2 separate regions of the Homo sapiens genome follow, and region 2 is linked to region 1. Evidence: chromatin loops called from intact Hi-C (ENCODE). Cell type or tissue: PC-9. All regions are shown on one strand. Each heading gives the region's core, and the rest is flanking DNA. Links, peaks and the distances in the headings are about the cores only.

Region 1 (2,923 bases), core at 244-2,743:
GTAACAAAACAAAAATTATTCTCATTTGGAAAAATAGTGAAATGATAAAAATGGGAATGACCATGAATAGGCAGTTCACAAATGAAGATACACAAATGCAATATGAGACTCTAATACGAAAACCAATTTAACATTAATAGTAACCAAAGATACACAAAATCAAATAACACGTTGCTACGTTCATCTGGAAAATAATTTTTATGAAGGATAAATGCCCATTACTGGCAAGAGTCTAGGGAAACAGGTAGTCTGACACAGGGTTGAGACTGCAAATGAATACAGGTGCTTTAAGAGTTGGGCTTTGGCCAGGCACTGTGGCTCATGCCTATAATCCTAGCACTTTGGGAGGCTGAGGTGGGAGGATTGCTTGAGCCCAGGAGTTAGAGACCAGCACGGGCAACATAGTGAGACTCTGTCTCTACAACAAAATTGAAAAGCTAGCCAAGTGTGTTGTGTGCACCTGCAGTCCCAGCTATTCAGGAGGCTGTGGTGAGCTGGGATCGCGCTGATGTACTCCAGCCAGGGCAACAGACCAAGACCCTGTCTCTGAAAGTGTATACAAATCACTTCGTATCTTAACATGATTTTAAATCAGTAGGTCTGGGATGGGGCCTGAGACTTTGGATTTCCAATAACCCCTAATGATATTGGGGTTATTTTAGTTCAAAATATATGCATTACTAAGCCTGCCAATAATGCCTACTTAGAGCACATCTCCTACCCGATCAGTAGGTCTCCCCTTCATCTTCAAAGCTAGCAATGGCAGGTTGAGTTCTTCTCACAACCTTCCCTCATCTGCCTTGGTCTTCTTCCACCTTTAAGGACCCTTGTGATTAAATTTTCTCCTACTAGTCAGGTGGGAGTCCTGCTCTAAGCAGGCAATATCAGCGGACTTCATAATGCATACATTTTCAACGAACACCAGTTCCATCTCTGAGAATCGTGGACATGAGCCAAAATTTGTCTAAAAAAGAGTTTTCATCTTGGTATTGTTCATAATGGTGAAAAATCTTAAATAATGTAAACATTTAATCACAAGGTCTGAGTTAAATACATCTTACTGTATGTTCTGAGATACTCTTTAATTATAAAACTAAGGTGTTGTAATATTTAGTGACACTGATTGGTGTATGCTGTATTGATGTGACAATTTACTAAGTGAAAAAAAGTTACAAAAGGGGATTTCGAGGATGAAACCATTTTCATTACACACAGAAAAAGTGATCAGAAGGCTATTCTCCAGCATGGTAATGCTGGTTACCTCTGCACGGTGATTTTTATTTTCTCCCACTTGCAAATCTATATTTCCTAGTGTTCCCACCACAAACACACAATACTTACGTAATAAGAAGGAGTAACGAAGTTTATTTTGATCCTGCTCAGATTACCGGGGATTTGCCCCACGGGCAACCCAGCTCAACCAAAAGGTGCAAAAGCTCCATCTAGAGGTTATTTTATCAAACTGCAGGCACCTGATCCCAGAAACCCAGGGAAGACTCAATTGCTCAGCAAATACAACTCATACTTCAGAAGGCACACACATGGCAAGTGAATATCTCAAAAGGACTGGCTTTCTTTCCATGACCAAAGGTGTTCACTCTCTGCCTAAATGGAAAACTTTACAACTCCCACCAGTGGAGCTGAAAAAATATTACCAGTGGGAAAATGACAGAGCCAACCAACTCATTGGTTTTCTTCCAAGGGTCTTCAACACACTCCTTCTCTAATCTTATTTTTACTTAATTAAATATAATTTTCTGCTTCGAATAGAACAGAGATGATTATTACTTTCTGAAAAAAGAAAGAAAGAAAATGGCTTTGCATGTTTTAAGAGATTTGTCAAACATCTATATTATAAACAGCCAGCACCAAACACTCTGGTGAAAGAGTTTAACAAATATGTGGCAAGATAAATTCTACATTAAGTAATTCCACCCTGGCTGGATGTGGTGGCTCACACCTGTAATCCCAGCAGTTTGAGAGGCCAAGGCGGGCAGATTGCGAGGTCAAGAGATTGAGACCATCCTGGCCAACATGGTGAAACCTCGTCTCTACTAAAAATACAAAAAAAAAAAATTGCTGGGCATGGCAGCATGTGCCTGTAATCCTAGCTACTCAGGAGGCTGGGGTAGGAGAATCACTTGAACCCAGGAGGCAGAGGTTGCAGTGAGCTGAGATGGCACCACTGTAATCCAGCCTGGTGACAGAGTGAGACTCCATCACACACACACACACACACACACACACACACACACACACACACACACACTCTCTCTCTCTCTCTCTCTCACCCTTTGTTGTTTCAGTCAGTGCTAAGAGTTTAGTGTTGGCATTGCTGACGGCTGTTACCCTTCTGGGTCATGTCTCTCTTCCCTCTAGGCCAAGGCTATAGAATAAGCACCAAAGGTCCCAGTGACCACCGTTGCATGTCTGCTCATGGCAGATTAACACAACAGTGTAACCTTACTTACTCCTCAGCATGGCTTGGACTGTATTTTAGGCTGCAGGACTTACAGAAATTTCTGAGGACTTGGAGAAAGTACGGGAAAAAACTGGAAAAACTGACCTTGCAGTAAAAGCTTAAGACTGGGGTTATGGGTGAGCTGGAGAAGAGGAACATGAAGAGGGGGACACACTGATGGTTTTCAAGTTCACAAGGGATTCTAATGCAGCCCTGGTCTTCCTCCACCCAGAATTCAGGCGTCTTCTGCCCAGTTTCTGCTTCTCTTATTTGGCAGCTGGAAAATATCGGGGAGACTAACTCAGAACAAAGAGCTAATTAAGTGATAACTGAATTGTAGTGTTACCTCTCCCTGCATTTCAACAAAAGAACAACATTTAATGAGTGCTTGATCTGTGCCACTAGGCACTGTGTTAAGAGACCACGAGTGTATTCTCTGTTTTAAATAACATGCCCAGTGGA
Region 2 (2,923 bases), core at 228-2,727, 220 kb before region 1:
CTAGGCTAAAGGATTTGTTTGTTTGTTTGTTTGTTTGTTTGTTTCAGCCATGTATGATCTGGTTTTCTTCCTAACTTTAAAACTCAAGACATTTAAATACTCTTGTAAAGAATACAATGTAGGCCAGGTGTGGTGGCTCACACCTGTAATCCCAGCACTTTCGGAGGCTGAGGCAGGTGGATCACCTGAGGTCAGGAGTTTGAGACCAGCCTGGCCAACATAGTGAAACCCCATCTCTACTAAAAATACAAAAATTAACTGGGCATGATGGTGTGCACCTGTAATTCCAGCTACTTGGGAGGCTGAAACAGAAGAATCGCTTGAACCCGGGAGGTGGAGGTTGCAGTGATGCAGTAAGCCGAAATCATGCCACTGTACTCTAGCCTGGGTGACAGAGTGAGACTCCATCTCAAAAAAAAAAAAAAAAAAAAGAATAAAAGGTAAACAGAATTTCAGTTATCTTCATGTTTCCAACCCTTAGGCTACTTGTTTCCAAGTAATTTCCATCTGACTAGCTAACTTAATTTTCTGCTTTCAAAACCAAGTAATGCACATACATTTGGGAAAGTGTCTTCACATCCCCATATACCTAATTTAAAAGAAGAATATGAAGGACCATGCCAGTGCCCAATGGGAGGACATCACATGGATGAGGCCTGTAGAGGAGTTTCATTTTATTACAACACCTTCAGTGAAAAGCCCAACAAGTGTAAACATGAAAGGAGCTCCCCACTCACGACCTGGTCCAGGAAGCCTGTCAGCAGAAGCAAGGGGAAGGAGAAGTCCCTACCAGGGAGTGGGGACTAACCTTCCAGGTGAGGCTCCAAACCACACCCACCCACTGTCCTTAAAGGATGTTCCTAAAAGGACCAAATCTGCTTTGCTAGTCAGAAGAGGACATGACTCGTAATTGAACTTCTGGGCTGATAAAACACAGAAACACATGGAATTCCTAAGCAACCCTCTGGTGGGGACTGCCTTCTCATTCCAGCAACAGTTAAATCCTAAACTTGGCCCAACTGGCCCCTAAGGGACTATAAGGCTGTAATGACTATTCTTGAACTTCAGCTTTATGCATCATTTCTTATAATTTAAATGATTCAGTATTTTTTTCCTGGAAAACTTTCTTAGAAATTAGGTGTTACCAAACTAAGGCTGGTGGACTTTCTAAAAGTGTTTTTTTCCTGTTGTGATTAAAAATTGCACATGGGCTTAAACCTATCATTGATTTGTAGAACTGAAAAGTCAACGATGCTTACTTCTGATAAGGCCCACTCTCAAGTACAAGCAGCTGAAAAGATGTTTTTAAGGTGAGTCATTAAGCCAGAAGAAACTTTGTGTCCCTAGAAGTTTAACAGAAGATTCAGACTGGGGTTACAACCTCAATTCACTTAGGTAAAGATTAATTAATTTTAAATTGGGCAATAAGACACACTCTGTACTCTTAAGTGTTTGCGAACTTTAATTTTCTTTGGTCTCTCCCTCTTGAGCTTATTGAGTCGGAAGCTGTGTCTCGTTCATGACTGGCATGTAACAGGTGCTCAACACGTGTTTATTCCCAGTAATAAAAAATTTCATAGTTCAGACTAAAGCTTAACGAGGCCATTTTCTACACAAAGCAACTATTCAAAAGTGGAAGACTGCCATCCGCTGGTCATTCCAGGGGCTGAACCTTTTCTAAGACCAACTGGTGGCCCAAAGGCCCCTGGTAACACGCAGCTGAAGAAGAATGAAGCAGCCCACAGGAAATCCTTCCCACTGTGCCAACCTCATCTAGGTCATAGCTTCAAATATATTACTGCAGCGGTTACTCAGCAATGTTACAGTTGAAAAAACTGAAGCTCGGTGAATCAGTAGCTGGCTCAGGGTCAAATACGAAATAAGTGATGGTCATGGAGATGATACCAAAGCCAATGTGCGTTTCTTAAACCCAATAGTACTCCCTTCCCACTCATCTACTCTAAAATAAGCATGAACATTTAGAATTCATGATCTATTCTGAGGGTAGATAAGGCAAAAATTATTTACTTACACCATAGCACCCAACTTGCATGATTTAGAACATCTTTTCCAAAACGAACGAAAGAGTTCCCTGAATAGAATAAAGTGCTCATTCTTTGCTCTATTTATAATTTTAAGCCAAGCTAGATTCGGCAAGAACTTATGTTGAAATGCAAAGCAAAATTACTTTAAGGGGAAATCTGCAAGTCATTATTGGAGAGGAAATAGGTAGAGTGGAAATCTTTGGAAAATTTACATGTAGCTTTTTACTGTTCTAAATAAATGTGGGAGACACACAGAGGAATGAACCACTGCAGCTATTTTCCCCACAGAGTTGTTTTTTCTCTGTACGTATTGTGCTCTGTGCCCCCTGCCTTTTCAGAGAGTGGCAAATGTAGAGACATGGAATTTACAAACTAAAGAATCATGGCAACAAAATGACTGTAAAAGCGCTCTCAGTTGCTGCTTGGAAGACTACACCGAAATAATCTTTCTGGAGAACAATTAGCTAAAATGTATTAAGAGTTCAAAAAGCATTCATAATATTTTCCCATAATTTAACATGATTCCACGCCCCCACTATTTTACAGAGATAAGAAGAGGTGCATATAAAGATTTATGCACAAGAACACTTACTGAAGTCTTTTAAAATATTCTGTTTTAAACAGTAAAACATCACCCGTGTATGGAGGCTTATAACTGTAATCCCAGCTACTCAGGAGGCTGAGGAGGGAGGATCACTAGAGCCCAGGAGGTCAAGGCTTCAGTGAGCCATGATTGTGCCACTGCAGTCCAGCCTGGGCAACAGAGCAAGACCTGGTCTCAAAAATAAAAATAAAAATAAAAATAAAAATAAAAACTAGAAAATCCCAAACATTTAGAAATAGGAGATTGTTTCAGTTATATAGTTCTATAGCTTATT

Evidence for each region. Peaks named below come from ENCODE experiments on the same cell type or tissue, not always from the same donor. Only the 100,000 strongest peaks of a DNase experiment are listed, where the experiment ranks them.
Region 2: it touches region 1 in a loop (9-fold over the local background); 2 of 110 quality-filtered maps call a loop at or near these places.

What each region holds. Positions count from the first base shown.
Region 1 is chr15:71,531,630-71,534,552 of GRCh38, reverse strand. All of the region lies in intron 7 of THSD4 (thrombospondin type 1 domain containing 4), which reads right to left. Among named protein-coding and RNA genes, the nearest start is that of THSD4-AS2, 160 kb to the left of the region's middle. In PC-9, for the core only: a CTCF peak has its summit at 1,444 (motif pointing left); no DNase peak of the experiment used is centred there.
Region 2 is chr15:71,751,588-71,754,510 of GRCh38, reverse strand. All of the region lies in intron 14 of THSD4 (thrombospondin type 1 domain containing 4), which reads right to left. Among named protein-coding and RNA genes, the nearest start is that of NR2E3, 58 kb to the left of the region's middle. In PC-9, for the core only: a CTCF peak has its summit at 1,667 (motif pointing left); no DNase peak of the experiment used is centred there; H3K27ac peaks cover 663 bases.